3 separate regions of the Homo sapiens genome follow, and regions 2 and 3 are each linked to region 1. A link is a loop called in an ENCODE intact Hi-C map of the cell type or tissue named here. Cell type or tissue: PC-9. All regions are shown on one strand. Links, peaks and the distances in the headings refer to the core of each region. The heading gives the core; the rest is flanking DNA.

The links. Hi-C counts contacts between places; a loop is a spot of excess contacts. Peaks named below come from ENCODE experiments on the same cell type or tissue, not always from the same donor. Only the 100,000 strongest peaks of a DNase experiment are listed, where the experiment ranks them.
Region 2: a loop joins it to region 1, with 16 times the contacts of the local background. A loop is called at or near these places in 48 of 110 quality-filtered maps.
Region 3: a loop joins it to region 1, with 9 times the contacts of the local background. A loop is called at or near these places in 8 of 110 quality-filtered maps.

The regions. Positions count from the first base shown.
Region 1 is chr19:41,635,835-41,646,488 of GRCh38, forward strand. LOC105372405 (a long non-coding RNA gene) reads right to left here. Exons shown (of 3, transcript XR_935972.1): 3 at 5,487-6,024. It also overlaps the pseudogene DNAJC19P3. Among named protein-coding and RNA genes, the nearest start is that of CEACAM4, 14 kb to the left of the region's middle. In PC-9, for the core only: CTCF peaks have their summits at 6,237 (motif pointing right) and 6,443; a DNase peak (open chromatin) is centred at 6,247; H3K27me3 peaks cover 3,183 bases.
Region 2 is chr19:41,741,093-41,750,876 of GRCh38, forward strand. No RefSeq gene overlaps it. Among named protein-coding and RNA genes, the nearest start is that of CEACAM6, 9.5 kb to the right of the region's middle. In PC-9, for the core only: CTCF peaks have their summits at 5,720 (motif pointing left) and 5,920; a DNase peak (open chromatin) is centred at 5,709; H3K27ac peaks cover 1,210 bases.
Region 3 is chr19:41,779,808-41,790,461 of GRCh38, forward strand. No RefSeq gene overlaps it. Among named protein-coding and RNA genes, the nearest start is that of CEACAM3, 11 kb to the right of the region's middle. In PC-9, for the core only: CTCF peaks have their summits at 5,978 (motif pointing left) and 6,191; DNase peaks (open chromatin) are centred at 4,024 and 5,964; H3K27ac peaks cover 4,301 bases.

The DNA of each region.
Region 1 (10,654 bases), core at 1,403-9,402:
CCCCTCTAAACACTGCTTTATCTGTATCCCAGAGATTCTCATAGGTTGTGTCTTTGTTCTCATTGGTTTCAAAGAACTTATTTATTTCTGCCTTAATTTTGTTATTTACCCAGTAGTCATTCAGGAGCAGATTATTCAGTTTCCATGTAGTTGTGCAGTTTTGAGTGAGTTTCTTAATCCTGAGTTCTAATTTGATTGCACTGTGGTCTGAGAGACTGTTCGTTATGATTTCCATTCTCTTGCATTTGCTGAGGAGTGTTTTATTTCCAGTTATGAGGTCAATTCTAGAATAAGTGCTATGTGGTGCTGAGAAGAATGTATAGTCTATTGATTTGTGGTGGAGAGTTCTGTAGATGTCTATTAGGTCTGCTTGGTGCAGAGCTGAGTTCAAGTCCTGAATATCCTTGTTAATTTTCTGTCTTGTTGATCTGTCTAATATTGACAGTGGGGTGTTAAAGTCTCCCACTATTATTGCGTGGGATTCTAAGTTTCTTTGTAGGTCTTTAAGAACTTGCTTTATGAATCTGGATGTTCCTGTATTGGGTGCATATATATTTAGGACAGTTAGCTCTTCTTTTGCATTGATGCCTTTACTATTATATAATGCCCTTCTTTGTCTTTTTTTTTATCTTTGTTGGCTTAAAGTCTGTTTTATCAGAGACTAGGATTGCAACTCCTGCTTTTTGTTTGTTTGTTTGCTTGCTTTCCATTTGCTTGGTAAATATTCCTCCATCCCTTTATTTTGAGCCTAAGTGTGTCTTTGCACATGAGATGGGTCTCACGCACCAATGAGTCTTGACGCTTTATCCAATTTATCAGTCTGTGTCTTTTAATTGGGGCACTTAGCCCATTTATATTTAAGGTTAATATTGTTATGTGTGAATTTGATGCCATCATTATGATGTTACCTGGTTATTTTGCACATTAGTTGTTGCAGTTTCTTCATAGTGTCGATGGTCTTTACATTTTGGTATGTTTTTGCAGTGGCTGGTACTGGTTTTTTCTTTCCATATTTAATGTTTCCTTCAGGAGCTTTTGTAAGGCAGGCCTGGTGGTGACAAAATCCCTCAGCATTTGCTTGTCTATAAAGGATTTTATTTCTCCTTTGCTTATGAAGCTTTATTTCGCTGGATATAAAATTCTGGGTTGAAAACTGTTTTCTTTAAGAATGTTGAATATTGGCTCCTACTCTCTTCTGGCTTGTAGAGTTTCTGCAGAGAGATCCGCTGTTAGTCTGATGGGCCCTTCAGATTGAGAAATCCTTAGATTGGAGTCACTTCAAATCCAGAAGTTATGAGGACTGAGCTGGGCAATCTTCATTCCATAATACATTTTTTGAAAAGTACATGCCCTTCCTATTCTATGAAAAGCTGCCCTGGCCTCAGAGATGAACACAACTGGCAAGCCTGCTCATGTAGTTTGGATGTTTCTCCCCTCCAAATCTCATGTTGAAATGTAATCCCCAATGTTAAAGGTGGGGCCTGGCTGGGTCATGAGGGCAGGTCCCTCATGAATGGCTAGGTCCTGTCCTCATGATAGTGAGTGATTTTGTACAAGGTCTGGTTATTTAGAAGTGTGTGGTGCCAGGCACAGTGGCTCATGCTTGTGATCCCAGAACTTTGGGAGACTGAGGGAGGAGGATTACCTGAGGTCAGGAACTCAAGACCAGCCTGGCCAACATGGTGAAACTCCATCTGTACTAAAAATACAAAAATTCGCCAGACTTGATGGTGCACACCTGTAATCCCAGCTACTTGGGAGGCTGAGGTAGAAGAATAGCTTGAACTCAGGAAGCAGAAGTTGCGGTGAGCTGAGATTGTGCCACTGCATTCCAGCCTGAATGACAGGGTGAGACTGTCATGGAGTGACACCTCCCCCCTGCCACTTACTACCACTCTCACCATGTGTTATATCTATTCCTCTTCCCTTTCTGCCACAAGTAAAAGCTTCACTGGAAGCCAAATAAATGCTGTCACCCTGTTTCTTGTGCATCATGCAGAAACATGAGCCAATTAACTTCTTTTTTTGCAAATTATCTGGTCTCAGGTATTTCTTTATAGCAACACAAAAGTGGCCTAATACACCTGCCTTCCCCCCAATACATAGAAGTTTATATGAGGAACAGGGACTGATCTTTATAAAGCCACAAAGAGTGCTAAGAAAGAATCTCACAAAAGTCCACAGGAGAAAAATTCAACCTGATGATGAGGTTGCAAAATCTGCGAGCTGAGAAGGAGTTCCTATTGTGGGTCCCACAGAGATGTCTGGGAGAACTCCAAGGTCACCATAGGGTGGTCTGGGGTGAAAGAGAGGTGCCACCTTATCCTTACAGATTGTCACCTGAGCAAAGACTCTTGATCTTCTGCAGAGGGTCAGGGCCATCCCCTGGATGGTTTCCTTTGCACACCTCATGGTGGAACCTGAGAGCTGGCTGGGATCTCTGGGAAGGAACATGGCCCCAGGCCCCAGGAAACTCTCAGTCATTCATCTCCTCTCTTTGTCCACAGGGTCAGTGGCTCACTCCTCCTTCTGAACCAGCAGCTTACCTCCAGCAAAATGATCCTTTCAGGCTGACTGTGAAATAGCAGACATCTGAGTCCTCTGTTATAGGTTATTAAATCTAAAATCAAATTTTTCTCTGCTTGGAGGCATTTTATTATAAAAAGTTGGTACTCGTACACATAAACTAATATAAACTTGAAATTTACTATACATTTACATTTCTTAGCTTGTCCTTACAGTAAATTTTTAGCTTCATTGATCTTGGCTATTATATAAAGAGACCCTCTTTTGTCTGGGTGATTTAAGAGCATAACATGTTGATAAGAACCTCTTACTGTTTCCTTTATTGGCGTTAGGGCTTACATCTAGTATTAGTGCTGCTTCCTGTTTTGTCATTTTGGGTTCAACCCCACCTCTGTCGTAATAACCTCTGAAAAATATTTTGGTAGACTTTGAAAAACTTGTTTTACTTGAGGCTTTCTGTGCTTCGTGGCTTGCCAAACATAACAGCTTGCAAATCCTGCAGCAGCAGTCGGTACAGCTGCTACCACTGCACAGGCCATGGCTCCAGCCTGGCTCCCCTGCTTCCACCAGGAGGGTGGATCATCCCAGCCCAGAGGCCGCACCCACTACCTACTTGGCTTTACCAGAGAGCAATGCAGCAGCGACCACAGTAGTCACAAATTGCCCAAGCACCTTTTTCCTTTTTAAAGTGGTGGTGATGATGCATTTACTTTATTGAGCTGTTGTGAATAGTCAATGAAATCAGGTGACTTGCATTGAGTCCATAAATACTAAACACTGTGGACTGACGTTGTCATTGTTGGCTTAAGGTCCCATTCAACACCAGATACCACTGTTTGTCTCAGTTGCACCATCTCCACAGTGGTGGCAACATCGTTTCCCTCAGAGGATGGACCATAATTGTGTTTGAGGGTGAGAACATGTTATCAGAGGGAAGGAAAACTCCTGGTCTGTGGAAGGGCCACAGTGTCCCTCTAAGCCAAGTCACAACATTGTTTGAGAAAGTACCAACCAAATTTCCGCTGTGTTCACTGAGCCTGAGTCTGAGACATTCACCTGTTTCTCCCATTACAGGCTGTGGACCCCAAGCCTCCCATGACAGGAGCAGTCCCTCTCCACCTATTTTTGGTCAGGGCTGTGCCCTTCCGGGTTTGCCTGGGGCAGGAAGTCACAGCCAGCCTGGGTATCCAAGGGCAGGGGTCTGTGTTCTTGGACCCAAGGGGAAGTGAATGGTTTGAGCTCTGGCTATGTGGATTTGAGCTGGCAGCCTGAGCCCCAGAAGAAGAGAAGATACACGGGACATTCAGGCTAACTGGGTCGCTGCAGTCGGCATTCACTGGGTTCTGGGTTCCACTCTCATAGAGTCCTGTGTCACTACCTGTGACACTGAGTAAAGTGAAGGTCCTGTTGCCCTTGGACATCTTCAGCCTGGGACTGGCCAGGAAGCTCTGACCCCTTACTCACCACAGGTATGTTGTGTCCTGAGTCTCAGGTTCACAGTTTAACCTACAGAGTCTTTGTCCTCCACGGGGGTCCTGTTGCCTTGATGGAGGGCTTTGTAAGCTCTACTGTGCAGATAACAGAGAGAAGACTGCCCTATGGGGCACCCTGATTACTCCATAGTGAACATGGAACGCATATAGCATGCACGTTTTCTTATCAAACTTGTGTAAGTCAAACCTTCATGAATATTAATAGCTCCTCCTAAACCCTATTGAATGTCTACTTGGCCAACCTGTTCAGCGTCAAACCCTGTTCCACCCTCCCTCCTTCAAGTGCCTGCTATTGGTCTCTGCAGGAAGCTGCACTTGCTAGCCTGAGGAATGGCCAGCAGGCAGGCTGTAATATTTTATAAAAAATAAAGGCACCAGGTGCAATAGTTCAGGCATGTAATGCCAGTCCTTTGGGAGGCCATAGAGGGAGGATTGCTAGAGGATAGGAGTTGGAGACCACCCTGGGCAACATAGCAAGACCCCATCTCTAAAACAATTTTTTAAAAAATTAGCAGAGCATGGTAGCAAGTGTCTGTAGTCTCAGCTATGATGGAGGCTGGTGTCCTCTCCCTTATTCCCACTTCAGCAGAAACCCTCGATCCCTCTCAGAGCCCTGCCCTCCCCAGGAGACCACTGCCAGTCTCTATTCTCCCTCCTCCCACCCACTCCCAGAGAATCTTCCCCTCACCTATTACCAAGAGCCCCTGCCAGGGAATGAATCCTCTGCGGGGAGGGGCTGAGGGGGTCCCAGGGTCTCTGCTGCCTGCTCTGTCCTCCACTGTGGAGAAGAGCTTGGGCTCCAGAAATGCTCCCAAGCATGGCTGCTCTGACTGTCAGCTGTGCTGTTTGTGCTGAAACTCCTCCCAGGGCACTTCCCAGGTGGGCCTGAGGTGTGGTCTCAGCCCAGGATGCTTCTCTGTCCCCTCCCTTCTCACACTTGCCTCCTTTTTCTTTGCCTTTTCCTTCACTTCTGTCTACATTTTGGCTCCCCCAGAACATGCTTTGAGAAGCAACTCTTATTTGGACCGCTGTACCATAACAGGATGAGCTGCGTTCCTCTGCGCTGACCTCTGCTGTGTCCTGGGTGTGGATCTCTTATGCACCACGCAGAGAGTCCCTAGGGTCCCCCAACCCAGCTTTTTCCTCTATGACACAGAAACCCCTCTGTGCATTCAGAGTCTTCCTAGTGTTCTCTAATGGCTGGGAAAGTTGGATTTACTCCCAACAAGGAGGTCACAGAGATGTCCAGGGAGAGGGTTCCTAGAAATGCACACATGGGGCTAAAACCCATGTCTAAGATTCTTAGTTTTCCTTTATGCAGCACTATGAGACTTTAATTTTATAGACATAACTGAAGATGAAGCTGCCTGGTGCTATAGTATTATGTCTCCCAAGCCTCAGATATTTATAGACCATCTCTATAATGTTTTCTACAGTTTGTACCATCTTTATTATTATTGACTTCATACATTTTTTCTAAATAAATTTACTTTACAAAACACCCTTGTCCCAGCAGCGTGCAATGGCTTACATTGTAATCCCAGGTACTTGAGAGGCTAAGATGGGGGGATCACTTGAAGCCAGGAGTTTGAAACAAAACATCCCCGTCCTTTGCAATATTGTCCATGAAATTAAAGGTTTTGTGAATTTGCTTAAAATTGTTTCTAACATGCATTAAAATAAACATATAACTATTAAAGTTTCTTAAAAGCTTATTTATGTTCCACCTAAAGTCAGTTTTGGGAAACACTGATACAGTGGAATAACCATGGACTTTTTATATCCAGAGAGACCTGGGACTCACTACTGGTTCTGTCACTTAACTGTGTCATCTTGCACGAGTCACTTGGCTTCTTTGATCCTCGATTCCATAATTTTTAAAATGATGATGATAAAATCCACTTTGCAAGCTGTTAGGAATAAGATTTGCTTCAGTCAGGAGGTGGAGGTTGCAGTGAGCTATGATTGCACCACTGCACTCCAGCTTGGATGACGGAGCAAGACTCTGTCAATGAAAAAGAAAAGAAAGAGAGAGAGAAAAGAAAGAGTTACTTCCACTTGTTAGGACTTGTGGTGCGTCTGCCATTGTTTTCATTTCCCAGTTCCACTACCTATGTGCTCTGTGATTTTGATCAAGTTGCCTAACTTTTCCTCATTTACCTAATTTGTAAAATGTGGGGTTTACCAGTACACTAGTGTGAGTGTTATTTCCCAGCTCTGACCACTAGAGGGCGTAGGAGCATCGGCACCCACTGGCAATGGATGTGTCGGTGCCCATGGTTTACCAACATCATTCTCCCATGAAAGGAACCAGGGCTCCCTGGAGAAATAGCTGATCCAGGGCTGGGGCAGGAAAGCACAAGAGAAGCCCGGAGCTTTTTGTGAGGCCAGAAAGTAAGGAACCACTCGAAAAATTATGGGAATGTTTCAAAAGATTACAGGGAGCTTAGAATTACCAATTTTGGGACAACATGAGCAACATAATAATGATAGCAATGGATTCCAACCCATAAATATCCATGAGTCCATGCTGATATAAATAATTGAACAAAGAAATAAATAAGGAAGAAGAAATAGCTCTTTCTTATAGCAGAATTCCAATTAATAAATGTAGAAGGAATTATGGAAATAAAAAATCACTATTTGGCTAACACCACAGTAATAATTGTTTATAGGCCAGAATCAAGAACCATCCACAGATTCTAAAAATTAATGGGTAAAGGTAAGATGATGCTGTAACTATTGAGTATGAAGGAGGGGTCAGGGGAAGTAAGGTGAGAAGAAACAGGCTACTGGTTTGTTCCCAAAGTATCTGTCCACAAGATACTTATTAATTACAATGAGATGAATAGTAACTTTATAGTAGAGAAACCTGGCAAACACCACCTGAACCAAGCGCTTAAAGTGAACCTCATCGGTAATGAGAGATATGGACATCCTGGGGCTCCAGGTGGGATGTCCTGAGAAAGACACATCACTTCTGTGCTAATCTTACCCAAAATGCATAACCTAAAACATCCCAAGGAAACAGGAGACAAACCCAAATTGAGAGGCATTCTACAAAACAACTGACCAGACCTCCTCAAAAGTGTCAAGGTCCTGAGAGAGGGAAAGAGTGGGAAACTCCCCCAGGTTGGAGGAGGCCTAGGAGATGTGACAGTGTTATTCAGTGTCAGATCTTGGATTGGATTTGGGAGCAGAAAAAGGACATGAGTGGGATGATTAGCAAAATTTGAATATTTGTAGATCCCCTTGGTTAATGTTATTGCACCAATGCTAGTTCCCTGATATGAACAATTATATTAGTTATAGAAGATGTTATTTGAAAAAAAAAGCTGGATAAAGGATAAACTGGAACCCTATTTTTAAAGATTTTTGAATGTTTAAAAATAAACATGATAAATGAGGCCGGGTGTGGTGGCTCACGCCTGTAATCCCAGCACTTTGGGAGGCCGAGGTGGGCGGATCACGAGTTCAGGAGATCGAGACCATCCTGGCTAACACGGTGAAACCCCATCTCTACTAAATATACAAAAAGTTAGCCGGGCGTGGTGGCGGGCGCCTGTAGTCCCAGCTACTCGGGAGGCTGAGGCAGGAGAATGACGTGAACCCGGGAGGCAGAGCTTGCAGTGAGCCGAGATCACGCCACTGCACTCCAGCCTGGGCGACAGAGCAGGACTCCATCTCAAAATAATTAATTAATTAATTAATTAATTTAATTAGATTAAATAAATAAACGTGATAAATGAAAAGTCAAAATTTTAAAAATGCTTTAGATTTCTGTGAGGCCAAAATGAGTGTATAGTGCTTAGAACAATGCTTGTGACATAGGAGTTCTTAACATGTCAGCTATTATTATAAGTACTTTTATAATTAATAAGTAATGTTATAAGGAAAGAGTAATCTGTTATTATAAGTAATTTATTTCCTAATGTCCTCATATATTCTCATATTTTTTTCCTCTCTGCTGTTAAATCCATATAGAGCATGTACTTGGTTATTTTAAGATATAAGATTAGAGGAGGTCGCGGCGCCGGAGGCCCCAGAAGGGTCGAAGGCGCCGCGGGCTGGGGTCGGTGGCTTAGGGAGCCCGTCTGGCCATGGTGGCCGCGGCTGGTGGTTGGCGCGGCTGCGCTGCGGCCCGGGGCAGTGCGGAGCCAGGACAGTCGCGGCGCTGACGCCCGCGGGCCCCAGCTGCAGATATGAAGCGGAGCCGCTGCCGCGACCGACCGCAGCCGCTGCCGCGACCGACCGCAGCCGCCGCCGCGACCGACCGCAGCCGCCGCCGCCCGACCGCCGGGAGGATGGAGTTCAGCGGGCAGCGGAGCTGTCTCAGTCTTTGCCGCCGCGCCGGCGAGCGCCGCCCGGGAGGCAGCGGCTGGAGGAGCGGACGGGCCCCGCGGGGCCCGAGGGCAAGGAGCAGCCGCCTGCCTTGGCCTCCCAAAGTGCCGAGATTGCAGCCTCTGCCCGGCTGCCACCCCGTCTGGGAAGTGAGGAGTGTCTCTGCCTGGCTGCCCATCGTCTGGGATGTGAGGAGCCCCTCTGCCTGGCTGCCCAGTCTGGAAAGTGAGGAGCGTCTCCGCCCGGCCGCCATCCCATCTAGGAAGTGAGGAGCGCCTCTTCCCAGCCGCCATCACATCTAGGAAGTGAGGAGCGTCTCTGCCCGGCCGCCCATCATCTGAGATGTGGGGAGCGCCTCTGCCCCGCCGCCCCATCTGGGATGTGAGGAGCGCCTCTGCCCGGCCGAGACCCCGTCTGGGAGGTGAGGAGCGTCTCTGCCTGGCCGCCCCGTCTGAGAAGTGAGGAGACCCTCTGCCTGGCAACCACCCCGTCTGAGAAGTGAGGAGCCCCTCCGCCCGGCAGCTGCCCCGTCTGAGAAGTGAGGAGCCTCTCCGCCCAGCAGCCACCCCATCTGGGAGGGAGGTGGGGGGGGGCCCCCCCCACCCGGCCAGCCGCCCCGTCCGGTAGGGAGGTAGGGGGGTCAGCCCCCCGCCTGGCCAGCCGCCCCGTCCGGGAGGGAGGTGGGGGGGTCAGCCCTCCGCCCGGCCAGCCGCCCCGTCTGGGAGGTGAGGGGCGCCTCTGCCCAGCCGCCCCTACTGGGAAGTGAGGAGCCCCTCTGCCCGGCCAGCCGCCCCGTCCGGGAGGGAGGATGAGGGGGGGGTCAGCCCCCCCGCCCAGCCAGCCGCCCTGTCCGGGAGGTGAGGGGCGCCTCTGCCCGGCCGCCCCTACTGGGAAGTGAGGAGCCCCTCTGCCCGGCCAGCCGCCCCGTCCGGGAGGGAGGTGGGGGGGTCGGCCCCCCGCCCAGCCAGCCGCCCCGTCCGGGAGGGAGGTGGGGGGGTCGGCCCCCCGCCCGGCCAGCCGCCCCGTCCGGGAGGGAGGTGGGGGGGTCGGCCCCCCGCCCGGCCAGCCGCCCCGTCCGGGAGGTGAGGGGCGCCTCTGCCCGGCCGCCCCTACTGGGAAGTGAGGAGCCCCTCTGCCCGGCCACCACCCCGTCTGGGAGGTGTGCCCAACAGCTCATTGAGAACGGGCCAGGATGACAATGGCGGCTTTGTGGAATAGAAAGGCGGGAAAGGTGGGGAAAAGATTGAGAAATCGGATGGTTGCCGTGTCTGTGTAGAAAGAAGTAGACATGGGAGACTTTTCATTTTGTTCTGCACTAAGAAAAATTCCTCTGCCTTGGGATCCTGTTGATCTGTGACCTTACCCCCAACCCTGTGCTCTCTGAAACATGTGCTGTGTCCACTCAGGGTTAAATGGATTAAGGGCGGTGCAAGATGTGCTTTGTTAAACAGATGCTTGAAGGCAGCATGCTCGTTAAGAGTCATCACCAATCCCTAATCTCAAGTAATCAGGGACACAAACACTGCGGAAGGCCGCAGGGTCCTCTGCCTAGGAAAACCAGAGACCTTTGTTCACTTGTTTATCTGCTGACCTTCCCTCCACTATTGTCCCATGACCCTGCCAAATCCCCCTCTGTGAGAAACACCCAAGAATTATCAATAAAAAAATAAATTAAAAAAAAAAAAAAAAAAAAAAAAGAATGGACTTTCCCAGGCCAGCTGTGGTGGCTCACGACTGTAATCCCAGCACTGTGGCAGGCCAAGGCGGGCAGATCACCTGAGATCAGGAGTTCAAGACCAGCCTGACCAACACGGAGAAACCCCGTCTCTACTAAAAATAAAAAACATTAGCTGGGCGTGGTGGTGCATGCCTGTAATCCCAGCTACTTGGGAGGCTGAGGCAGGAGAATTGCTTGAACCCAGGAGGCAGAGGTTGTTGTGAGCTGAGATTGCACCATTGCACTCCAGCCTGGGCAACAAGAGGGAAACTCCATCAAAAAAAAAAAAAAAAAAAAGGACTTTCTCAAAGAAAATGTATTTAAATGTCTGCACCAATAATTCCAGCATGTGTATGAATAAATATGATATGTCCTTTAAAAAAAAAAAAAAAAAAGATATAAGATTAGGTCTGACGTGGTGGCTCACACCTGTAATCCCAGTGCTTTGGGAGGCCAAGGCAGGCGGATCACTTGAGGTCAGGTGTTGGAGACCAGCCTGGCCAACATGGTGAAACCTCGCCTCTACTAAAAATACAAAAATTAGCGGGTGTGGTAGGCGCGTACCTGTAATCCCAGC
Region 2 (9,784 bases), core at 1,328-9,327, 110 kb after region 1:
GGAGTTGTACTTCCTTGATGCTGTCTGACTGAGGTCAAAAGGATGGGTGTGGAAGGCATCACACCTTTCTCCCATTTAGAAATCCATTGTCCCTTCCTTCTCCCTTATTGGGTTACATTCCTCTGTCCATAGATCACGTATTTACTGAGTTGTTTTCCACGGGGAAAAAAATCTCAATTGAACTCTTTAAAGCTCCAAGCATTTAATTCAGTTCAAGAGTGTCTCTCATTTTAATGATGACCAGGCACAAATATTTTTAAAACGCTCTCCAGAAAATTGTGATAAGAGCCTCTGCACAACCCACAGTAGCTTTGGAGAGCACTGAGCTACAAAAGTGATGGGGAAGGAACCTGCTACATGCTGGGACCTTTATATTTCCACCTTATCTAATGTCCCCAATGATGTTTTAAGTAGGCACTATTATCACCCTATCCCAAGACATCAATTAACTTGTCCTTTATCTCAGAATTGGTCAAAGGTGGAACCAGGATTCCGACTCACATATTTCTGAATCTAAAGGTCTTGTTTCACTGCAGAGCGATTGAGCGTACATGAACTCAAAGAAAGACAGGATGACTGATTCTAACAGAAATAACCACACAGGCTTCAATGAAGAGTCAGGGTCTGAAACGGGCCTTAGGACAAAGAACAGCTCAGGAGGCTGAGAAGACAGTTGAAGGTATTGCGGGAAGGTGTGAAAGAATTAGAATAAGTTCAGACATGAAAACATAAAATGTGGGTCAAGTCTTTCTACACAGACCAAGGGAGTAGACTGGGGCTGTGTTATGGGGGCTTTGAATGGCAGCCTAAGGAATTGGAACTTCATCCTATGGATGATAGGAGTCATTGGAAAGCTTTGAGAAGGTCAGAGACATGACAAACAGCATTTCCAGGAAGATTACTCTGACAGTGTAACCAAAAAGCAGATTAGTTGCAGGCTGCATGTAGAGTCCCACTAACCAAAGCAAGGTCTGGGCCGGGCGCGGTGGCTCACGCCTGTAATCCCAGCACTTTGGGAGGCCGAGGCGGGTGGATCACGAGGTCAGGAGATCGAGACCATCCTGGCTAACACGGTAAAACCCCATCTCTACTAAAAAATACAAAAAATTAGCCAGGAGTGGTGGCGGGCGCCTGTCGTCCCAGCTACTCGGGAGGCTGAGGCGGGAGAATGGCGTGAATCCGGGAGACGGAGCTTGCAGTGAGCCGAGATCGTGCCACTGCACTCCAGCCTGGGCGACAGAGCAAGACTCCGTCTCAAAAAAAAAAAAAAAAAAAAAGCAAGATCTGATACAAAAAAGTAACTTTATTCCAAAGCTAGCTTTGAGGAAGGGGCACAAAGCATTCTGCCTTTAAATTTGCTGCTTCGCCTTTGGAGCAAAAAGCAGGTATTTTTATAAGTTAAGAGAGGAAATGAGCGAGAATGACCAACAAATGAGCAAAAGAGAAAATGAGCAGTAGATAACTGTCCGGTCCTCCTGCTACTGGGCAGGTGTCTCCTGGGCAGCAGAGTTGGCACTTTCCTGGACAGAAGTAAGTTATAAAAACAGTCACCTGGATATGCTTCTGACGCACCCTCCGAAAGTGTGTGAGTTCCGAGGTGGCCCAGGATGGAAGTTCTAAGGCAATCCCCTAAAGATGAAAGGTCCATGGCAGGTATGCTATGGTCTGCTGATCAACTGTCAACTCTTGAGGAGAGACCCGTCATGGAGCACCTATCTAGAAGAACTTGCCCCTTAGGGAGTGTCTGGTGATGGGGGAGGTGAAAGGTTATATATACATTTCTGAAGGACTAAGTAGGAAACGGGGTGCCGGAAAAATGAGAAAAGAGAGGGAAATAATTAAACCATCTCTAGAAAAATAGAGGTACTCACTTCCAGTTTTCCACTGCCAAGCTTTATTTTATCTTTATGAGATATGGGTGGCACATATGTTCTGCCTGCTTTTTGCTGAAAGGGGGCATAGTCATTGGACAGCAGAATGGAACCAATTTACTTGGAGTTAAAAATATTTATGAGTACCCAGGCTTATAGATGATATAGGTTGGAGCATTATGATGTGAGGTCTAGAAGGTCTCTTGGAAAGCCTGCCTTGTATTTTTATATAGAGGATGTAAAAGCAGGAAGCTCCAAAACAGAGGTATATTCCTATCCCTGCAAGCAGGGCCAATATTACAAGCAGCTTTTGCCACTAGGATGGTTCTGACCCAAATCAGGACACTACCCATTGGTGTAGCAACAATGTGGGGCTATGAGAAATAAAATAATTATTTCTGTTAAAATAATTTTAAAAATTAGGCCACCTCTAGAAAAATAGGGGTACTCGGTTACAACAGTCTTAGGCAAGATAACAAGTGGTTCTGAACTCTGGCAACTTAATAGAATTATCTGGAAGCTTTCATCTTTTTTTTTTTCTTTTTTTTAACTTCTCATTTTGAAATAATTTCAGACTTTCAAAAATGTTCCAAAAATAGAGTCCCCATATACTTTTCACTCAACTTCCCCAAATATTGTTTTAGATAACCACAGTGCAAACATTAAAATCAATAAATGATCACTGACATTGTACAGTAAATAAATTGCAGACCTTATTCAAATCCCTTTTATCTTCCCAGTGATGTCCTCTTTCTAGACCAGGATCCAATCCAGGATCACACATTGCATCTCATTTTTCTGTCCTCTCAGTCTCCCTTAATCTGGGACAGTTCCTCAGAATTTCTTTTGCCTTCATGACCTTAACATTTATGGAGAGTATTGGAGTTATTTTGTAGCATGGCCCTCAGTTTGGGCTTTTCTAATATTTTCTCCTGATTAAACTCAGATTATGCACTTTAGGCAAGAATAGCATAGATATGATGCTGCGCCTTCTCCATGCATTGTATTAAGATGCCCTAAGATGCAGATATCTCTGATTACTGGAGATGTTAACTTTGAGCACTGGGCTAAAGTTCCTCCACTGTAAAATGGCTATTTTCTTTGGAAGCATTTTTAAGTGACCAATACCCCAGGCCACACTATGGACCAATCAAATCAGACACTCCTGGGAAAAGGCACAGGCATTGGTAGGTTTTAAATGCCCTACAGCTGACTGTAACCAGCATCCAGGATTGGAAACCCACAGCTTAGACAGTGAAGATTAGAATCCTGGAAATCAGTCAGGAAGCCATTCTTTGGGCCTAACATCCAGTTCCAGACACAACATTTGGCATGGGCCCATGGTAGGGGAATGGAAGGCCAAAAATCTCCTGATTGGGAAAATGATGGGTGAGTAGACTGCTGTCCAATAAAAATAGAAGGCAGGGCCAGGTGTGGTGGCTCATGACTGTAATCCCAGCACTTTGAGAGATCAAGGCAGCCAGATAACTTGAGCTCAGGCATTCAAGACCAGCCTGGGCAACATGGTGAAATCCCATTTCTACAAAAAAAAATAATAGCCAGGCATAGGTAATATGTGTCTGTACTTCCAGTTATTTGGGAGGCTGGGGTGGGAAGATTGCTAGGGTCCAGGAGGTTGAGGCTGCAGTGAGCCATGATTGCACCACTGTGCTCCAGCCTGGGCAACAGAGCAAGAACCTGTCTCAAAAAAAAAAAAGAGAGAGAGAGAGAGAGAGAGAAGGCAAAATGCTAAGTAAGGTGTCCAGCCCTTCTGGAGTATTTTCTCTCCAGACTATAGAGAAACCTGTATTGTAGAGAAAGCACACACCATAAAATTTAACTATCATAAGCCTGATGTGAACTCCTAATTGCCACTAAGAAGAAGGAAATTATAAATCATGTGATAGAAATATATGACCACATATGCAGAGATGCACACTTCCGGATACAGTTGAATGAAAAATTCACAGAATCCACGTCAGAGGTACACCACCCCGCCCTCCCCACTTGGTCCTTTGTCCTTAATCTCTTCTGAAGTAAGAGAACGAAGACTGTTGTAAATTTCACAAAATAGGGAAGTGTACAAATCTCCTGTCACCTGGCTGTTTAAGCAACAGGACACTGTGCTCAACTTCCCTAGAGTTATTATCTTGGGTTCTCCATAAAGGAATGCCATCAATCCTCTCTTCAGAGGGACCATCTAATAACATGCAAAAGGAAATGCCAATTTCACCAAAACCCAGAGGCAGGAAGGACCCTGACAGGAACAATCCCTAAGGTATTCACATGCCTGCCAGGGTCTGGTGCAGCTGGTGCAGGAGGAACTGCTGCTGGCAATAGCTGGAAAAAAAAAAAAGGGACGGCAGCTCTAACACTCAGGGGGTAGTAAGAAAGGAGCTCACTCAATTCACCTTCAGTTCTCACACAGCCAATACCCTTCCAGCCTCCCTGTGGGGCCTCACTGGGAGGACTGGCACATAATTAAATGCCAATACATGGGTAAAATAATTTACAGAAGGGTGGGATCAACTGGGTCAGAAAAGGTTGAAGATTTCACAAAACGGGAAGGATTTGGGTTAGGCCCCGAAAGACTCAGCCTTAAGAAAGCAGACACAAAGAGAAACAGAAGCCCAAGAAAAGCATCTAGCCTTCCTGGCCAATTTTCTATTCAGACTTCAGAGAGACCTTTATCGTAGTGAAAGCAAATGTCATATAAATTTACTATCCTAAGCCTGACATGAGCTCCTAATTGCCACAGATGGGACGGAAATTATGAATCGTGTGATAGAAATACACAACGCACGCAAAGATACACACTTTGCACCACTCTGGATGCACAAAGATGCACACAGGCCCCACTGGAGATGCTAGTTTTGAAGAAGGTCCCAGGAAGAAGAGTGGGTTTGCAGATGTTATTTTATTTGCTCTTCTCAAACACCATATGGGGATATTTCACAAGGAGGATTCTCGTCCTCAGAAAGGGGAAGTAACTTGCCAAGGTTGTTGGTGGATGTGGGATTAGAACCTCAGTGAGTCTAACACCGGAGCCCATGCCACCACCACTACCACCGAGAGCCCTGAACAGGGTATGTGTAGGGAACAGGTAGGAGCAGAGAGAGTTAAAGCAGAAAGAAACCATTTTAAAACAGGGAAGTTAGGTAAGCTTGCTAAATGGGGATCATATGTTGCAGAGGCATGAACACTAGACAGTCGTGTGAACTTGATCTTCTGATTACAGAAAAGACAAGACAAAAGAGGGTGTGAAAATGGGGTTCTGGGTTCCTAAGCTAAAGAGATGCCACCAACAACAGTGAAGGAGCCATGAGATGTGTGGAGAAAGAACTGGATGGAGAAGCTGAAGCCCTGAGTTTAAATGCAAAAAGTCATAAAGTAAGGGCATGGCTGTGGAGGGCAAGTTATATTCTCTCTCTGCAGTTTGGTATCTCTTCATCTATAAATCACATGGAGTGAGAATTAATGTCTAAATGACCCTCAACCCTTGCTACTCAAAGTGTGGCCCACCAACCAGCAGCAACAACATGTCCAAAAGCTCCTCAGAAATGCAGAATCTCAGACCCCACCAGAAGGATCAGAATCCGTATTTTAACAAGAACTTGGGGTGACCTGTGAGCACATTAAAGATTGTGAAGCAGTTCTCCGAAATGTCTTCCAGTTCTAAAATGCAGTGATTTCACACTCATCTGAACTTTGTCACCTCACAGGAGAAAGAAGGAAAATGGCATTTACATTTTACCTCGTTCGTGACCTTTTCTTAATCCTAACAGCCTCTTAGACTCGCCCGCATCTGGGTAGAGGTTTTAGAAAACACCAGAGAGGCAGGGCTGCCACCTTGTGACTATCATCAGGAAACGCACTTAACTCTTAACCAGTCTCACCAGTCAAGGACGGGACGGGGCTGGAGCAGAGAGGGTATACGGGATGAACTCCAAGTCACAGATGAGATAAGGGAGTTATAACCACCCACAAAGGCTGGAAGTAACTGTCAGAGGGGGCTCAGCCTGCATCATAAAGCAATGTCCCCTTGCAAAGGACAGTTTTTATAATACTTACTATGTGATATCAGTAGGAAATGGTTCCAGGTCAAGCTCTGCCCTTGTAACCTTAAAACTTACTCTAACAGGTATTTTCAACATCAGCCTCAGCCTGAACTCTGCCAGTAAACTTGTAACTTTCCAAGGAAACTTACTCTACTGTAACAGTTCTTTTTCATCCGGAGACAAAATGTATCTGATTCGCAGTCACCGATCCTCACACTACTCTCTGTAGGCTGAATAAGTCTAACAGCTTTTCATACAACTGACCTTCAAATATTGGTTAAGAAAAAAACAAAACCACCATGTGCTGCCCATACCACCATTCCTTGGCCGTTTCCCATGTGGGGTCACCTGAAGCCCCACACCCTCTGATCACGTTCCAATGGGCAAGTGAAGTGCAGTAACAACAACAGACACTCTGAATCCTAGGAGTGTCCCCAGAGCAGCAGAGCCACAGGACCCCCGTCCCCGTCCTGGCGCCTCACCGCTACCTAGAAGCCAAATGCCACATCAGCTGATCTGGGGACGCTGACTTCTCCTGCTTATGCCACTGCTCAGTCATCCCACACCTGTGCAGGTGTCTACTTTTTATTCAGTTTTATTTGTAAGAAATATTTATCTGAGGCTGGGCACAGTGGCTCATGCCTGTAATCCCAGCACTTTGGGAGGCTGAAGCAGGTGGATCACAAGGTTAAGAGATCAAGACCATCCTGGCCAACATGGTGAAACCCCATCTTTACTAAAAATACAAAAATTAGCTGGGCTTGGTGGCGTGCGCCTGTAGTCCCAGCTACTTCGGAGGCTGAGGCAGGAGAATCACTTGAACCAGGGAGGCAGAAGTTGCAGTGAGCCGAGATCGCGCCACTGCACTCCAGCCAGGCGACAGAGCAAGACTCCATCAAAAGAGAAAGATAAGAGAGGAAGAAAGGAAGGAAGGAAGGAAGGAAGGAAGGAAGGAAGGAAGGAAGGAAGGAAGAAAGAAAGAAAGAAAGAAAGAAAGAAAGAAAGAAAGAAAGAAAGAAAGAGAGAAAGGGAGAAAGAAAGAGAGAGAGGAAGGGAGGGAAGGAGGAAGGAAGGAAGGAAGGAAGGAAGGAAGGAAGGAAGGAAGGAAGGAAGGAAGGAAGGAAGGAAAAGATTGATTTATAGGAGCCTGCTGTGTACTGTCACTGGAGAGACAAAGGTGAATCACACCCGGTCCCTGGCTTGCAGAGCTCCAGGCTATGGACGGAACCCACTCAAAGTCAGACCATTACTATTCAGTGAGAAACACCGTGACAGGCATCAGAAAAGGGTTTTCTGACCCATCTCACCAATGCCCTGTGAAAAATCTGCTGTTGGTTTTCTGGGCTCAGTTTTTCTCATTTCAAGTTCAGAATGAAAAAGAGAATGTAAATGTCCCTGATGGTCCTTTGTGCGGTCACAGCTGTACCCGGCATGTCCTCCCAGTTAATCCAGGGTGCTCAGGGCTCCCACTTCACTCTGAGCGTCCTCTTTCCTATCGGAGCTCACCACGTCTGCACCTGCAGCAGCCAGGTGGCTGCACACTAATAGAAAATCCAGCAAGTCAGAAAACTTGATTTACTCCTGTAAATTTGAGGCCAGTGACCTTGTGACATTGAACTACTCCTATAACTTCCCTGCACTTTAATTTCCACGTCTGTAAAGTGGGGCAGGTGGATTCGGTCACCCTAGGTGCAGCTATATAGTGAGAGCTCCTGAGAGACAGCAGCACATCTGATCTTCTCGCATCCACCATCTAGCAAATACCAGGCACACACTAGACGCTCAAAGCCTCACTGAATGTGTGTGTGAATAAATGACTATATGAGAGCCATGTGGATCATGGACAAAGTCAATAAATATTTTTGAACATCTACCAAGTACACTGTAGAATAGGGAAATAAGTAACCCAGGCAGGGTGGTGTTTTCTCCTAACTTCCCCTGACCACCTTCCTGAAGGTGGGAAGGACTCTGTACATCAGGGAGACTCTTGACACAAATAATGTTCTTGAGATGCATTGCAAGAAGTCATGTTAACAAGAGGAAAGTCCATTTGTCTTGGGGGTGTTTTAGTCAATGGATCTGAAGGACCCGAAGCCCCCTCTGATGACACACAGGGTGCAACACCCACCCTAAGTTCATGGAGGGGAAACCAGATGGAGTGAGTTGACAGGGAGCAGGACCTGGAAGAACAGGGGGTAAAGAGACTGAGGCACCCGGAGGGAGGTCTGAGGAGTTGCTCCCAACCCCTGCGGTGGCCTCGGTGTGGACTGATGCAGAACTCAGCAGCATAAGTAAGTAAAGTGGCCGCACCAGGCTCTATGCATACATGGGACCATTTTTCAGTAAGATTTTCTTTCTGCTAATGGGCTTCACTTTTGCCCACTTTCTAACACATCAGGACAAGTTAATAGGTTACAAACCATCGTTCCATTCAGCAGTCATTTATAGAATACTCCCAAAGTGCCAGGCCCTGTGTGAGTTCAGGCAATACAAAAATGAACATAAAAGCTCCTGTCCTCTAAGATCCCCATCCAATGAGCTCCAGGGAGCACCTCTCCTACAACACGCCCCTGCTCTGCACGGCCCTCCTCTCTGCCCTCCACCAACCCAAATCCTCCTCCACCTCCAGCTCAAGTTCCACCCAACCAAGTCCCTCTCAGTCCCCCTGCACTCCTGCCACTTTGAGAGATGACTGCACTCATATCTCTAGGTTTTATGAAGTGGATGTCATCTCCCTGGTTAGACTTGAGCCTCCTGAAGGCAGAGACCATTTTTAGAATTTTCCAGAAAAAAAGCCACATCAGTAATTTGCATCAGAACAAGCTTAGACTCTGCTCAAGCCTTCAACTTAGACAGAGACTCCACTGCCTAGCACAGTCCCTGGTCCCTGCAGTGCTTTATAAACCCTGCAGTAGCAAAGTCCACAATCAACTCGTGTGTCAGTCAACAGGCTGGGATAAGTTGAAAATGCAGACAGAGAAGAACAGTCAAACAAAAATCAAAGGGCTTTGACTCATGCCTTGCCTCTTCCCTTTTCTCAGGGAAACAAAGTCACACCCCCTGCTCTCACTCCTGCCTGGAGGCTTCCAGGGAGGGCTCCCTTGTTAGCCTTCCCTTCAGCCCCCATGAATATCACCCAGCATTCAAGCCCAGCCTCTCCTCTCCCTTTGAGCACATTGCCTAAAGTCTCAAATAAATGTCAAGTTTAGTGAGTGCTGATATTCTATGCCCCTAATGTTTACTTCAAGTATTATTACCTTTCTTCTTTTGCCCGGGGCCATTTCCAAACAAGGGCTGGAGCCAGGCGCCCCAGCAGCTGGGCAAACACACTTCAGGGCTCCTTCCCTCCTGTGGCTCCTGTTTCTCAAACCCTCTGGGACCTGCAGCTCTGGGGGTCTCTTCCCCCAACCCAGTTCCCTCCCCTTTAGACCAGAACAACTAAGCCATGGCCACCTTCCCGATGGACACACAAGGAGGCCTGGTGTCACCCACTGCTCCAGGGGCGGTGTTCTCGGCAGGGGAGCTGCCTCTTGTCCCGGATCCTGCTCTGCTGCCACCTTATGTGGCTGCAGAATTGGAGGGAATTGTGAACAGAGAGAGGACAGGGCAACTTCCCAGGCAACAACACTACTATTGCCAATATTTTGCCAAGGATGGGAGCAGGAGCACAGAGGGAAAACAGACCTTGTCAACGTCTCCTCCACCAACACATAACACCCACTTTCCTGCCAAATACTCAGATAGAGAAGGTCACTGAAAGTACAAGAAAATTCAAATGAGAAAAAAGACTTGAGGAAGAAACCATGAGGCATTGGGGTGTGGGGAGGTGGGAAGGAGTACAGGAGAGAACTGGCA
Region 3 (10,654 bases), core at 1,414-9,413, 140 kb after region 1:
ATCAATTAACTTGTCCTTTATCTCAGAATTGGTCAAAGGTGGAACCAGGATTCCGACTCACATATTTCTGAATCTAAAGGTCATGTTTCACTGCAGAGCGATTGAGCCTACACGAACTCAAAGAAAGACAGGATGACTGCTTCTAACAGAAATAACCATACAGTCTTCAATGAAGAGTCAGGGTCTGAAATGAGCCTTAGGACAAAGAACAGCTCAGGAGGCTGAGAAGACAGTCAAAGGTATTGTGGAAAGGAGTGAAAGAATTAGAATAAGTTCAGACATGAAAACATAAAATGGGGATCAAGTCTTTCTACACAAACCAAGGGAGTAGACTGGGGCTGTGTTATGGGGCCTTTGAATGGCAGCCTAAGGAATTGAAACTTCATTCTATGGATGATAGGAGTCACTGGAAAGCTTTGAGAAGCTCAGTAACATGACAAACAGCATTTCCAGGAAGATTACTCTGACAGTGTAACCAAAAACCAGTGTAACGAAAACCAGGTTAGTCGCATGCTGCATGTAGAGTCCCATCAACATGAGTGAGGTCCGATACAAAAAAAAAAGTGAATTTATTCTAAAGCTAGCTTGGAGGAAGGGGCACAAAGCATTCTGCCTTTAAATGTGCTGCTCCACCTTTGGAGCAGAAAGCAGGCATTTTTTTAGAAGGTAAAAGAGAAAATGAGCAAGAACAAGCGTCCCCCTGCTACTGGGCAATTATCTACCGGGCAGTTGAGATGGTGCCTTCCTGGACAGAAGTAAGTTGTAAAAATGGCCACGTGGGCATGCTTCTGACATGTTCCCCTAGTGGGTGTAAGTTCTGAGGTGACCCAGGATGGAAGCTCTGAGGCAACCCTCTGGAGGTGAAAGTTCCATGGCAGGTATTCTTTGGTCCGCTAATGAACTGTCAACTCTTGAGAGATTCATCACGGAGCACACAGCTAGAGGAACTTGCCCTGTAGGGAATGTCTGGTGATGGGGGAGGTGGAAGGTTATATATGCATTTCTGAAGGGCTAAGGGTAGGAAACGGGTAGCCAGGGAAATGAGACAGGAGACAGAGGGAGGAAAAAATAATTAAACCACCTCTAGAAAAATGGGGGTACTCAGTTACCATTTTCCACTGCCAAGCTTTATTTTTATCTTTATGGGATCTGGGTGCCATATTTGTTCTGAGTACTTTTTGCTGAAAGGGCGCATAGTCAGTGAGCATTAGAATGAAACTGATCTACCTGGAGTTGGAAATATTTATGAGTACCCGGACTTATAGATTATATTGGTTGGAGCATTGTGGTCTGAGGTCTAGAAGGTCTCTGGGAAAGCGTGCCTTGTATTTTTATAAACAGGTTGTAATATCAGGAAGCTCCACACCAGAGGGATATGCCTATCCCTGCAAGCAGGGCCAATGTTATAAGCAGCTTTTGCTCCTACGATGGTTCTGACCCAAATCAGGATGCTAACCATTGGTCAGCAACAATGTGGGGTTAGGAGAAATGAAATAATTATTTCTGTTAAAACAATTAAAAAAATTAAGCTACCTCTAGAAAAATAGGGGTACTTGGTTACAATAGTGTTAGGCAAGATAACTTAGAGATGTGGTTCTGAACTCTGACAACTTAATAGAATTACCTAGAAGCTTTTCTCTTTTTCTAAACTTTTCATTTTGAAACAATTTCACACTTTCAAAAATGTTCCAAAAATAGAGTCCCCATATACTTTTCACTCAATTTTCCCAAATATTGTTTTAGATAACCACAGTGCAATCATTAAAATCAATACATAGGCCGGGCGCAGTGGCTCACGTCTGTAATCCCGGCATTTTGGGAGGCCGAAGTGGGAAGATCACCTGAGGTCGCGAGTTCGAGACCAGCCTGACCAACATGGAGAAACCACGTTTACTAAAAATACAAAATTAGCCGGGTGTGGCGGTGCATGCCTGTAATCCCAGCTACTTGGGAGGTTGAGGCAGAAGAATCACTTGAACCCAGAGGGCAGAGGTTGCAATGAGCCGAGATCATGCCATTACACTCCAGCCTGGGCAACAAGAGCAAAACTCTTGTCTCAAAAAATAAATTTAATTTAATTTAAATTTAAAAAATAAAATAAATACATTAATCACTGACATTGTACAATGAATGAATCTGCAGACCTTATTGAAATCTCCTCTATCTCCCCACTAATGTCCTCTTTCTAGACCAGGATCCAATCCAAGATCACACACTGCATCTCATTTTTTGTCCTCTCAGTCTCCTTTAAACTGGTACAGTTCCTCAGAATTTCTTTTGCCTTCATGACCTTAACATTTTTGAAGAGTATTGGAGTTATTTTGTAGAATGACCCTCAGTTTGGGCTTCTATTTTTTACTCATGATTAAACTTAGGTTGTACACGTTAGACAAGAACACCACAGAGGTGATGCTGCACCTTCTCCATCCATCATATTAGGATGTCCTAAGATGTCGATATCTCTGATCACTGGAGACGTTAACTTTGAGCACTGGGCTAAAAGTTCCTCCACTGTAAAATGGCTATTTTCTTTGGAAGCATTTGTAAGTGACCAATACTTGGGCCACATGATGAACCAATCATCTCAGACTCTCTTAGGGGAAGACACAGGCCCTGGTAAGTTTTAAATGCCATATAGGTGACTCTAACCAGCATCTACAGCTTACACCATGAAGATTAGAATCCTGGAAATCAGCTAGGAGGCCATTCCTTGGACCTAACATCCAGTTCCAGACACAATATTTGGCATGGACCCATGATAGGGAAATGGGAAGGCAAAAAAATCTCCTAACTGAGAAATGATGGGTGAGTAGAATGCTACCCAATAAAAAGAGAAGGCAGGACCAGGTGCGGTGGCTCATGCCTGTAATCCCAGCACTTTGGGAGGTCAAGGCAGGCAAATAACTTGAGCTCAGACGTTCAAGACCAGCCTGGGCAACATGGTGAAACCCCATCTTTACCCAAAAAAAAAAAAAAATTGGCCAAGCATGGTAGTACATGGCTGTAGTCCCAGTTACTTACTTGGGAGGTTGGGGTGGGAGGATCACTCAAACCCAGGAGGTTGAGGCTGCAGTGAGCCAAGACTGCACCACTGTGCTCCAGCCTGGGTGACAGAGAAAGACCCTGTCTCAAAAAAAAAAAAAAGAAAAAAGAGAGAGAGACGCAGGACACCAAGTAAAGTGTCCAGCCCTTCTGGACTATTTTCTCTCCAGATCTCAGAGAAACCTGTATTGTAGTGAAAGCACACACCATATAATTTTTTTTTTTTTTTAAGACGGAGTCTCGCCGTGTCGCCCAGGCTGGAGTGCAGTGGTGCGATCTTGGCTCACTGCAAGCTCTGCCTACCGGGTTCACACCATTCTCCTGCCTCAGCCTCCTGAGTAGCTGGGACTACAGGCTCCCACCACCACGCCTGGCCAATTTTTTGTATTTTTAGTAGAGACGGGGTTTCACCGTGTTAGCCAGGGTGGTCTCGATCTCCCGACCTCGTGATCCGCGTGCCTCGGCCTCCCTAAGTGCTGGGATTACAGGCGTGAGCCATGGCGCCTGGCCCACACCATATAATTTTACTATCACAAGCCTGACGTGAGCTCCTGATTGCCACTGACGGGAAGGGAATTATGAATTATGTCATGGAAATATATGACCACATATGCCAAGATGCACACTTCCGGGTATAACTGAATGAAAAATTCACAAAATCCACATCAGAGATACATGACCTCCCCTAAACAACCCTGTTCTCCCCACTTGGTCTTTTGTCCTTAATTTCTTTTGAAGTAAGAGAATAAAGACTGTTATAAATTTCACAAAATAGGAAAGTGTACACATCTCCTGTCACCCGGCTGTTTAAGCAAGAGGACACTGTGCTCAACTTCGTTAGAGTTATTATCTTGAGGTTTTTATAAAGAGATATCATCAGTCCCCTCCTTAGAGGGGCCATCTGATAACATGCAAAAAAATGCCACTGTAACCAAAACCCAGAGGCAGGAAGGACCCTGAGAAGAGCAATCCCTAAGGTATTCACATGCCTGCCATGGTCTGGTGCTGCTGGTACAGGAGGAACTGCTGCTGGCAATAGCTCGAAAAAAAGAGAAGGCAGGGTCAAGTGCAGTGGCTCACGCCTATAATCCCAGCACTTTGGGAGGCTGAGGCCGGCAGAACATCTGAGGTCAGGAGTTCAAGACCAGCCTGGTCAACATGGTGAAACCCCATCTCTACTAAAAATACAAAAATTAGCCAGGCGTGTTGGCAGGTGCCTGTAATCCCAGCTACTTGGGAGGCTGAGGCAGGAGAATCACTTGAACCTGGGAGGCGGAGTTTGCAGTGAGCCAAGATCATGCCACTGCATTCCAGCCTGGGCAATAGAGTGAGATCCTGTCTCAAAAAAAAAAAAAAAAAAAAGATAGAAGGCAGCTCCAACACTCAGGGAGTAGTAAGAAAAGAACTCACTCAACCTTCAATTCTCAATTCTCACACAGCCAACACCCTTCCAGCCTCTCTATGGGGGTCTCACTGGGAGGGCTGGCACATAATTAAATGCCAATACATGGATGAAATAAGTTACAGAAGGGTGGCATCAACTGGGTCAAAAACGGTTGAACATTTCACAAAACAGGAAGGATTTGGGTTAGACCCTGAAAGACTCAGGCTTAGGAAAGCAGACACAAAGAGAAACAGAAGCCAAGGGAACCTAAGTAAAGCATCCAGCCCTCCTGGCCAATTTCCTCCTCAGACCTCAGAGGGACCTTTATTGTAGTGAAAACACATGCCATATAATTTTACTATCCTAAGCCTGAGATGAGCTCCTAATTGCCACTGATGGGAAGGAAATTATGAATCATGTGATAGAAATACACAACGCACGCAAAGATGCACACTTTGCACCACTCTGGATGCACAAAGACACACACAGGCCCCACCGGAGATGCTAGTTTTGAAGAAGGTCCCAGGAGTAAGAGTGGGTTTGCAGATGTTATTTTATTTACTCTTCTCACACACGATATGGGGATATTTCACAAGGAGGATACTGATCCTCAGAAAGGGGAAGTAACTTGCCAAGGTTGTTGGTGGATGTGGGATTAGAACCTCAGTGAGTCTAACACCGGAACCCATGCCACCACCACTACCACCGAGAGACCTGAACAGGGTATGTGTAGGGAACAGGAAGGAGCAGGGAGAGCTGAAGCAGAAAGAAACCATTTTAAAACAGGGAAGTTAGGTAAGCTTGCTAAACAGGGATAATATGTTGCAGGGAAATGAACACTAGACAGACGTTCAAATTTGATCTGATTACAGAAAAGCCACTGAAGGTTTTGAGAGGGCAGAACCAGCCAAAGTGAAACCTTGAGCCAAGACCAAAGAAGGTGGTGAAAAGGGGAGTCTGGATTCCTAAGCTAGAGAGAAGCCGCCAACAACAGTGACAGGACTACGTGATGCATGGAGCAAGAACTAGTCGGAGAGGCTAAAGCTGTGGGTTTAAATACAAAAAGTCATGCAGTAAGGGCATGGCAGGGTGAAGCAAGTTATATTCTTTCTCTGCAGTTCAGTCTCTCTTCATCTATAATCAGGTGCAATGAGAATTAATGTCTAAATGACCCTCAACCCTTGCTACTCAAAGTGTGGCCCACCAACCAAAAGCAACGACATGTCCAAAAGCTCCTTAGAAATGCAGAATCTCAGACCCCATCAGAAGGATCAGAATCTGTATTTAAACAAGATCTTTGGGGGATCTGTGAGCACATTAAAGATTGTGAAGCAGTTTTCTGAAGTGTCTTCCAGTTCTAAAATGCAATGATTTCACAGTCATCTGAACTCCGTCACCTTACAGGAGAAAGAAGGAAAATAACATTTACCTTCGTCTCATTTGTGACCTTTTCTTAAAACAGCGTCTTAGACTCGCCCACATCCAGGTAGAGGATTTAGAAAACACCCGAAAGGCAGTGCTGCCACCTTGTGACCATCATCAGTAAATGCACTTAACTCTTAGCGGTCTCGCCAGTCGTGGAGGGGATGGGGCTGGAGCGGGCAGGGTGTAGGAAGTGAAGTCCAAGTCACAGATGAGGTAAGAGAACCATAACCGCCCACAAAGACTGGAAGTAACTGTCAGAGAGAGCTCAGCCTGCATCACAGAGCAACGACCCATTGCAAAAAACAGTTTTTATAACAATATGTGATCAGTGAGAAACAGTTCCAAGCCAAGTTCTGCCCTTGTAACCTTAAAAATCATTGTAATGGGTATTTCCTTTCTTTTCTTTTCTTTTTTTTTTTTTTTTCTGGAGACGGAGTCTCGTTCTGTCGCCCAGGCTGGAGTGCGGTGGCGCGATCTTGGCGCGATCTCCACTCACTGCAACTTCCGCCTCCTGGGTTTAAGCGATTCTCCTGCCTCAGCCACCCAAGTAGCTTGGATTACAGGCGCATTCCACCATGCACGGCTAATTTTTGTAATTTTAGTAGAGACAGGGTTTCACCATGTTGGCCAGGCTGGTCTTGAACTCCTGACCTCAAGTGATCCGCCGGCCTCAGCCTTCCAAAATGCTGGGATTACAGGCGTGAGCCACCGCGCCAGGCCACTGTAATGGGTATTTTCAACATCAGCCTCAGCCTGAATTCCGCCAGTAAACTGGTAATTCCCCAAGGAAACTTACTTTACTGTGACAGTTCTTTCACATCCTGAGCCAAAATGTGTGTGATTCGCACTCACCAATCCTTGTCCTGTGTCCTCCATAGGCTGAAATAAGTCTAATACTTCTTTGTACAACCCACCTTCAAATATTGGGTAAAATAAAAAAAAAAACATGTGCCACCCATCCCAAATTCCCTTGGTGGTTTCCCACGTTGGGTCACGTGAAGTCCCACACCTTCCGGTCCCTTTCCCACGGACGAGTGAAGTGCAGCAACCATAGCAGATGCTCCAAATCCTAGGGGTGTTCCCCAGAGCAGCAGAGCCACAGGACCCCCGTCACCGTCCTGGCACCTCACCCCTATGTAGAAGCTGAACCCCGTATCAGCTGATCTGGGGACGCTGACTTTTCCTGCTTCTGCTGCTGCTCAGTCATCCTACACCTGTGCAGGTGTCTACTTTTTATTCAGTTTTATTTTGTAAGAAATATTTGTCGGAGCCTGCTGTGTACTGTCACTGGAGAGACAAAGGTGAATCACACCCGGTCCCTGCCTCACAGAGCTCCAGGTTATGGAAGGAACCCACTCAAAGCCAGACCATTACCATTCAGTGAGAAACACCGTGACAGACATCAGCACAGGTTTCTTTGACCCATCTCACCAATGCCTTGTGAAAAATCTCCCACTCTTGGTTTTCTCACCAGGTTCCACGCATACATGGGATCATTTCTGAGCTGAGATTTCGTCATTTCAAGCTCAAAGTGAAAAAGAGAATGCAAATGTCCCCGATGGTCCTTTGTGTGGTCACAGCTGAACCCGACATGTCCTCCTGGCTAATCCAGGGTGCTCAGGGCTCCCATTTCACTCTGAGCGTCCTCTCTCCTATCGGAGCTCACATGTCTGCACCTGCAGCAGCCAGGTGGCTGCACACTAACAGAAAATCCACAAAGTCAGGAAACTTGATTTATTCCCGTAACTTTGAGGCTAGTGACTTTGTGACATTGAACTAATCTTATAACTTCCCTGCACTTTAATTTCCATGTCTGTAAAGTGGGGCAGGTGGATTCGGTCACCCTAGGTGCCACTGTATAGTGAGAACTTCTCAGAGACAGCAGCACACCTGATCTCAGCATCCACCATCTAGCGAATACCAGGCACACACTAGGGGCTCAAAGTCTCACTGAATGTATGTGTGAATAAATGACTATATGAGAGCCATGTGGATCATGGACAAAGTCAACAAATATTTTTGAACGTCTACCAAATACACTGTAGAATAGGGAAATAAGTAACCCAGGCAGGGTGGTGTTTTCTCCTAACTTCCCCTGACCTCCTTCCTGGGGGAGGGAGGGCCTCTGTGCATCAGACAGACTCTTGACACAGATAATGTTCTCGAGATGCATTGTAAGAAGTTATCATGTTAACAAGAGGAAAGTCCATTTGTCTTGGGGGTGTTTTAATCAATGGACCTGAGGGACCTGAAGACCCCCCGATGAGACACAGGATGCGACACCCACCCCAAGTGCATGGAGGGGAAACCAGATGGAGTGAACTGACAGGTAGCGGGACCTGGGAGAACAGAGGGATAAAGAGACTGAGGCACCTGGAGGAAGGTCTGAGGAGGAGCTCCCGGCCCCTGCGGTGGCCTCGGTGTGGACTGATGCAGAACTCAGCAGCATAAGTAAGTAAAGTGGCCGCACCAGGCTCTATGCATACATGGGACCATTTTTCAGTAAGATTTTCTTTCTGCTAATGGGCTTCACTTTTGCCCACTTTCTAACACATCAGGACAAGTTAATAGGTTACAAACCATCATTCCATTCAGCAGTCATTTATAGAATACTCCCAAAGTGCCAGGCCCTGTGTGAGTTCAGGCAATACAAAAATGAACATAAAAGCTCCTGTCCTCTAAGATCCCCATCCAATGAGCTCCAGGGAGCACCTCTCCTACAACACGCCCCTGCTCTGCACGGCCCTCCTCTCTGCCCTCCACCAACCCAAATCCTCCTCCACCTCCAGCTCAAGTTCCACCCAACCAAGTCCCTCTCAGTCCCCCTCCACTCCTGCCACTTTGAGAGATGACTGCACTCATATCTCTAGGTTTTATGAAGTGGATGTCATCTCCCTGGTTAGACTTGAGCTTCCTGAAGGCAGAGACCATTTTTAGAATTTTCCAGAAAAAAAGCCACATCAGTAATTTGCATCAGAACAAGCTTAGACTCTGCTCAAGCCTTCAACTTAGACAGAGACTCCACTGCCTAGCACAGTCCCTGGTCCCTGCAGTGCTTTATAAACCCTGCAGTAGCAAAGTCCACAATCAACTCGTGTGTCAGTCAACAGGCTGGGATAAGTTGAAAATGCAGACAGAGAAGAACAGTCAAACAAAAATCAAAGGGCTTTGACTCATGCCTTGCCTCTTCCCTTTTCTCAGGGAAACAAAGTCACACCCCCTGCTCTCACTCCTGCCTGGAGGCTTCCAGGGAGGGCTCCCTTGTTGGCCTTCCCTTCAGCCCCCATGAATATCACCCAGCATTCAAGCCCAGCCTCTCCTCTCCCTTTGAGCACATTGCCTAAAGTCTCAAATAAATGTCAAGTTTAGTGAGTGCTGATATTCTATGCCCCTAATGTTTACTTCAAGTATTATTACCTTTCTTCTTTTGCCCGGGGCCATTTCCAAACAAGGGCTGGAGCCAGGCGCCCCAGCAGCTGGGCAAACACACTTCAGGGCTCCTTCCCTCCTGTGGCTCCTGTTTCTCAAACCCTCTGGGACCTGCAGCTCTGGGGGGTCTCTTCCCCCAACCCAGTTCCCTCCCCTTTAGACCAGAACAACTAAGCCAGACAATGGAAAGGAATTGCGAACAGAGCCGGAACAAGGCAACTTTCCAGGCAACAACGCTACTATTGCCAATATTTTGCCAAGGATGGGAGCAGGAGCACAGAGGGGAAGCAGACCTTTTCAACATCTCTTCTACCAATACATAGCATCCACTTTCCTGCCAAATACTCAGCTAGAAAGGGTCATTGAAAGGTATAAGGTGGGACTGGGCGCAGTGGCTCATGCCTGTACCCAGCACTTTGGGAGGCCGAGGTGGGCGGATCACGAGGTCAGGAGTTCAAGAGCAGCCTGGCCAATGTGGTGAAACTCCGTGTCTACTAAAAATACAAAAATTAGCCAGGTGTGGGGGCGTGTGCCTGTAATCTCAGCTACTCGGGAGGCTGAGGCAGGAGAATTGCTTGAACCCAGGAGGCGGAGGTTGCAGTGAGCTGAGATGGCACCATGGCACTCCAGCTTAGGCAACAGAGCAAGACTCTGTCTTGAAAAAAAAAAGAGAAAGAAAGAAAGAGAGAGAGAGAAAGAAAGAAGGAAGGAAGGAAGAAAGGAAGGAAGGAAGGAAGGAAGGAAGGAAAAGAAAAAGAAAGAAAGAAGAAAGAAAGAAAGAAAGAAAGAAAGAAAGAAAAGAAAGAAAGAAAGAAAGAAAGAAAGAAAGAAAGAAAGAAAGAAAGAAAGAAAGAAAGGTATAAGTCTAATCCGTTACCTAACAGCAAGACAGCATCAGTTCACTGCTTTTGCCCTCACATGAAAACAGTGTTGTGGGACTAAAGCACAGACTGGCAGGTCATGTACACTGGCCTCAGCCATCCCCAGAGATCAGGAGCCTCCGACTGGGAACCTTCCATACAATCTCCAAGCGACGTACAGCTGCACCAACAGTCACAATTAAAGTTCTAATCTCAGCCAGGTGTGGTGGTTCACGCCTGTAATCCCAGCACTTTGGGAGGCTGAGGTGGGCAGATTATGAGGTCAGGAGTTCGACACCAGCCTGACCAAAGTGGTGAAATCCCATCTCTACTAAAAATACAAACATTAGCCGGGCGTGGTGGCGTGCACCTGTAATCCCAGCTACTCAGGAGGCTGAGGCAGGAGAATCACTTGAACCCAGGAGGCGGAGGTTGCAGTGAGCCGAGATCACGCCACTGCGCTCCAGCCTGGGTGACAGAGTGAGTCTCCATCTCAAAAAAATAAAATAAAATA